Linked DNA regions of Homo sapiens: region 1 is linked to region 2. The links are chromatin loops, found by intact Hi-C in ENCODE. Cell type or tissue: heart left ventricle. All regions are shown on one strand. Each heading gives the region's core, and the rest is flanking DNA. Links, peaks and the distances in the headings are about the cores only. Region 1 overlaps SMYD4 (SET and MYND domain containing 4). Region 2 overlaps RPA1 (replication protein A1).

Region 1 (2,913 bases), core at 192-2,691, 57 kb after region 2:
CACTGACGCGCCCACCAGCAAGGTTCACTTTCATTGTTAAATTTCATCTCATTTTCTTTTAGTCTGCTCATATTTCTAATCTTGTTATATCCCTTTTTATTATTTCTTTGGGGTTCCAATCCCTCTCAATTTAGTGTTCTCATTGAATTTCATTAGCAGCTGTTTCATTAGTAGTACAGGCAAAGGATTAAAGTGTTAACTAGGATAGACTTTGACAAAAACCTATAAAAATGTATGTTATTATCTTTGCATAAATCCTGTTTAATCAAAGTTCCCCAGAAACCTCTCACTAGGGCTTATCTCAAGGGACAGAACTGGCCACTGATGATTTTCTAGACCGTGACACGTGTGGTTCTGTCTCAGTGGGAATGGCATATTTATGATCTATCCGGATTCCTGTCATAACAAGATTTTATTGGGGTTCTGTGTCCTGTCACTTCCCATCAATTCACTGCCCATTGCTTTCACTCTTCAGCATTGAAGGAATCTATCTTTTTTTTTTTTTTTTTTTTTTGAGACGGGCCAGCCCAGGCTGGAGTGCAGTGGCGCGATCTCGGCTCACTGCAAGCTCCACCTCCCGGGTTCACTCCGTTCTCCTGCCTCAGCCTCCCGAGTAGCTGGGACTACAGGCGCCCACCACCATGCCCGGCTAATTTTTTTGTATTTTTAGTAGAGACGGGGTTTCGCCGTGTTAGCCAGGAAGGTCTCGATCTCCTGACCTCGTGATCCACCCGCCTGGGCCTCCCAAAGTGCTGGGATTACAGGCGTGAGCCACCGCGCCCGGCATGAATCTTTTTTCTTTACTTGAATCCCAGTTTAAATGCACCAGGGATGGGCATGGCTTAGCCAGCACTTTGGGAGGCCAAGGTGGGTGGATCACGAGGTCAGAAGTTCGAGACTAGCCTGACTAACATGCTGAAACCTGTCTTCTACTAAAAATACAAAAATGAGCTGAGTGTGGTGATGGGCGCCTGTAATCCCAGCTACTCAGGAGGCTGAGGCAGGAGAATCGCTTGAACCCAGGAGGCGGAGGTTGCAGTGAGATGAGATCATGCCACTGCATTCCAGCCTAGGCGACAGAGTGAGACTACATCTGAAAAATAAATAAATAAAAAGAAATGCACTAGGGATATTAGCAAGGTACTGTTTTGGTATAGAATCACTCCCTCTTTATTTTAATACAAAATGTCACAGATTAAATTTGGTTGAGGAACTACATACATATTCTCACTTTCTATTATCTCTACTAATAGATGATTAATGCACAATACTGAGTAATTTTTAAAAATCAATACTTAATTTTTTAGAAATAATTAGAGAGCTATTCAACTCTGACATAAATACCCACACGGTTCCTGGGCCTACTTCTGTCAGAGGGTAATCTATAAATAATTCACAAAGCTGACATTACTCACTGTAGTGTGATCATTCTTTTCTGGAAAATTTTAGCAATGGTTCTAATATAGATTGCCAGTTATCAGTAGTTGGCAATGCAAGTCCACTTTTAATTATGCAGAGGCTGATTATTCAGACGACAAATTGTTCATGCCCTGGACGGCTCCTTCCTGCCACCTGCCTTTTAGCATTTTCACTGCTCATTAGCACATATACCAGAAGGTGGGCACCGGACAAGGGGGAGAAGAAGAAACAAAAATCAGCGAAGCACTTAGGAGAAGCTCTGATGAAAGATTTTAATACAATTTGTAGAATTATTAACTAGAATTGAGTCATTTGGATTCCCTGCAAAATGTATTTACTTGTTCTATTCTTGTTCTCCTTAGCAACAGATAGTAAAATTGACAACAAAATTGACAACATTATTCCTATATTCAGTGTTTTCCTTTATAAAACTTTTTTTTTTTTTTTGAGACAGAGTCTCGCTCTTTCACCCAGGCTGGAGTGCAGTGGTGCGATCTCGGCTCACTGCAACCTCCACCTCCCAGTTTCAAGCGATTCTCCTGCTTCAGCCTCCCGAGTAGCAGGGATTACTGGTGCACGCCACCACGCTCAGCTAAGTTTTTATATTTTTGGTAGAGACGAGGGTTCACCATGTTGGCCAAGCTGGTGTTGAACTCCTGACCTCAAGTGATCTGCCCGCCTTGGCCTCCCAAAGTGCTGGGATTACAGGCGTGAGCCTCTGCACCTGGCCTATAAAACATTTTCACATAATGGTTCATAATATTTTCTTTATCCATTACATTTGTACCTAGACTATTTCTTTGGTGAATTTGTTTTTTTTGTTTTGCGAGACAGTTTTGCTCTGTCACCCAGGCTGGAGTGCAGCAGTGTGATCTGGGCTCACTGCAACCTCCTCCTCCTGGATTCAAGCAATTCTCGTACCTCGCCTCCCGAGTAGCTGGGACTACAGGCGCATGCCACCATGCCCAGCTAATTTTTGTGTTTTTAGTAGAGACAGGGTTTTGCCATTTTGGCCAGGCTACTCTCGAACTTCTGACCTCAGGTGATCCACCCGCCTCGGCCTCCCAAAGTGCTGGGATTACAGGCATGAGCCACCATGCCCAGCCTGGTGAGTGGTTTTTTTGAGATTCCTGGCATATATTCGGTGATATCACAGTTATTTGATGGTTTTTTTCCAGTTTTCCAGAAAACTGAATGTTTCCTTTTAAATACTGGTATTTTTTATCTTCCAACCTGTTTTGTTAGAAACACAATTTGCCTCATGCTTAAATTGAGACTACTGAAGATAATTTAAGCGTTTCTGTGTGCCCAAGGTTATCTTTACTGTACATACTCCTAGGACAGATGGCTTTGAGAAAAGCCAGCACAGGTAGAGCCTCTGGCTAAGTGAAGTGTTACAGGTGGACTTTTAAAGTGCTAATTATCCACCATGCTTTCTTTTCTGAAATGAACAAATTTTTTTTTTTTTGGAGGCGGGGTCTCACTCTTGTTGTC
Region 2 (2,913 bases), core at 307-2,806:
CAAGCAGGCAGAAATAATCCGAATGCCCATCAACTAACGAATAGATACACAAAATGTGATGTATCTAGACAACAGAGTATTATTCTGCCATAAAAAGGAACAGGCTGGGTGCGGTGGCTCACACCTGTAATCCTAGGACTTTGGGAGGCCGAGGTGGGTGGATCACAAGGTCAGGAGTTTAAGGCCAGCCTGGCCAAGATGGTGAAACCCCGTCTCTACTAAAAATACAAAAAAATTAGCCAGGCATGGTGGTGCACATCTGTAATCCCAGCTACCCAGGAGGCTGAGGCAGAGAATTGCTTGAACTCGGGAGGCAGAGGTTGTAGTGAGCCGAGATGGCACCATTGCACTCCAGCCTGGGCAAGAAAAACTTGTCACCCAGGATGGAGTACAATGGCGCAATCTTGACTCACTGCAACTTCTGCCTCCCGGGTTGAAGCAATTCTCCTGCCTCAGCCTCCCGAGTAGCTGGGATTACAGGCATGTGCCACCATGCCCGGCTGATTTTTGTATTTTTAGTAGAGACGGGTTTCACCATGTTGACCAGGCTGGTCTCAAACTCCTGACCTCAGGTGATCTGCCTGCCTCAGCCTCCCAAAGTGCTGGGATTACAGGCATGAGCCACCGTGCCTGGCTGATAATTATTCTTTAAAATATGACTAATACACAGTATGTTGACAAGCTTAATGGCAAACACTTCTTTTTAAATAACATGTTTATTGAGATATCATTCACGTACCATAATGAACTCACCCTTCCAGAGTGGATAATCCTATGGGTTTTGCATTTTGCAGTTATGCAAGCATCACCACTACCTCACTTTAGAACACTGTTGTCATCAGCAAAAGAAACCATGTGTACAATGACAGTCACTCCACACTCTACCACCCCTGAGAACCAGTCATTGAATTTGTTTCTATGGATTTGTCTATTCAGAGATACGCTTTTTTTTTTTGGAGATGGGGTCTTGCTCTGTAACCGAGGCTGGAGTCTCGGCTCACTGCAACCTCCGCCTCTTGGGTTCAAGCGATTCTCCTGCCTCAGCCTCCTGAGTAGCTGAGATTACAGGCCGCACCCGCCACCACGCCCAGCTAATTTGTGTATTTTTAGTAGAGATGGGGTTTCACCATGTTGGCCAGGCTGGTTTCGATCTCCTGTCCTTGTGATCTGCCCCGCCTCAGCCTCTCAAAGTGCTGGGATTACAGGCCTGAGCCACTGTGCCTGGCCAATAGATACTCTTATATAACATTTATGAGTATAATTAGTATACTTTCCACAGATGTCCGTTGACCCCACAATACAAATTCTAATGATCTGTTATTCAGAAATAAAAGCATAAACACGTTAAGATAAAGTACAAGGATGACTGCTCAAGTCCTGTTTAGAATAAACCTGAATGATCACCAAAAAAGCAAGGAGTAAATAAACCCAGCCGCACACACAGGCTCTCAGCAGAGGTACAAAAGAATATGAGGCAAGCCTGCAAGCTGAGGCAGTGCCATCAGGCAAAGCCCAGGGGAGTGGAGCTGTCTCCGTGACTGGAGAGAGTGGGCTGTGAAGTTTCCCAGCAAGGACTGCACTCAATCCCAGCAACACTTCCACCCTCTCCCACAACCATGCCCTGGAGGACAGAAAAGTGGCTGCAAAACACCACTTAAGCGCTCCAAGATAGCCTGGAGTGGAAGATAAAAGGTCCCAAGTGAGAAGGTTGGCAACATGTACCTAGCCTAGACTATGTCAGAGCAAATACCAAGTCTGGACAGGACTGTCCACATTAAGCATGAACAAAATAAAAAGGGATGATGACAAAGCAACAATACAATACACAACAATGCATAAAAGGGAAAGCAACAGGGAGGCAAAGCCGATTAAAGAACCCACTCTGGAAGAAAGTACAAGCCAAGAAAAGGAGTGACACTTCCCAAAAGCGATTGGCAAAATAAGTACGACTATATGAATCCAACAAATTAACAGTCAAAAGATGAGCTAAAACAAGAGACTAAGAAGAAAAGGGAGCTTGAACAGCTAAGAAAAAAACAGAACAAAATCAATACTATTATACATCTAATAATTTATAAAGATTGAGGAGTAGAAGAGAGAAAACTAAAAACTGTACTATTACGTTGGAAAACCTCGAAGCAAGCCAATGCATCCATCAGAAAAAAGGTTAAAGTAAAGACCTATGCGGAGATCAAAGTTATCTACAACGTATGTAAAAAACTGGAACTCAATAAGTGAAATAGAAAACAACATTAAGGAATAACACACAGAAAAACTTCGTTGAAAAGAACTGAATCGGCAGACTGAACAAGCATACCACATACCAGAAGAAAAAAGAATATGGACGGCCGGCCACGGTGGCTCACGCCTGTAATCCCAGCACTTTGGGAGGCTGAGGCAGGTGGATCACGAGGTCAGGAGATCGAGACCATCCTGGCTAACATGGTGAAACCCCGTCTCTACTAAAAATACAAAACAAAATTAGCCAGGCGTGGTGGTGGGCGCCTGTAGTCCCAGCTACTCGGGAGGCTGAGGTGGGAGAATCACCTGAGCCCGGGAGGTCAAGGCTACAGTGAGCCCTGATGGTGCCACTGCACTCCCGCCTGGGCAACCAGAGTGAGGCCTCAGGAGAAAAAAAAAAAAAAAAAAAAAAAGCAAAGCTTCCTACAAGGGAAGAAATCAAACCAGGCTGGCCTTAAGACTTCTCCAGATCAACATTCAATGCCAGAAGACAAAATTCTGAGGGTAAAGCCACATAACCTAACAATAGACAGCCAGGCAAGTGGTCATTCTAGCATAAAGACCAACAGGCTGATAATGGGGAAGACGGCACTAAAGAGCCAGTCCAGAAAAAAGTTATTGAGTGAAATCCAACCAACACAGAGATAAAGAGGTAGGAAAAAAGAACAGCTG

What was found. A loop is a pair of places that touch in the nucleus more often than their neighbours do. Peaks named below come from ENCODE experiments on the same cell type or tissue, not always from the same donor. Only the 100,000 strongest peaks of a DNase experiment are listed, where the experiment ranks them.
Region 1: a loop joins it to region 2, with 3 times the contacts of the local background. A loop is called at or near these places in 10 of 110 quality-filtered maps.

What each region holds. Positions count from the first base shown.
Region 1 is chr17:1,788,718-1,791,630 of GRCh38, reverse strand. All of the region lies in intron 5 of SMYD4 (SET and MYND domain containing 4), which reads left to right. Among named protein-coding and RNA genes, the nearest start is that of SERPINF1, 28 kb to the right of the region's middle. In heart left ventricle, for the core only: a CTCF peak has its summit at 1,577; no DNase peak of the experiment used is centred there; H3K27ac peaks cover 2,021 bases.
Region 2 is chr17:1,846,053-1,848,965 of GRCh38, reverse strand. All of the region lies in intron 4 of RPA1 (replication protein A1), which reads right to left. Among named protein-coding and RNA genes, the nearest start is that of RPA1, 18 kb to the right of the region's middle. In heart left ventricle, for the core only: no CTCF peak of the experiment used is centred there; a DNase peak (open chromatin) is centred at 1,545; H3K27ac peaks cover 1,300 bases.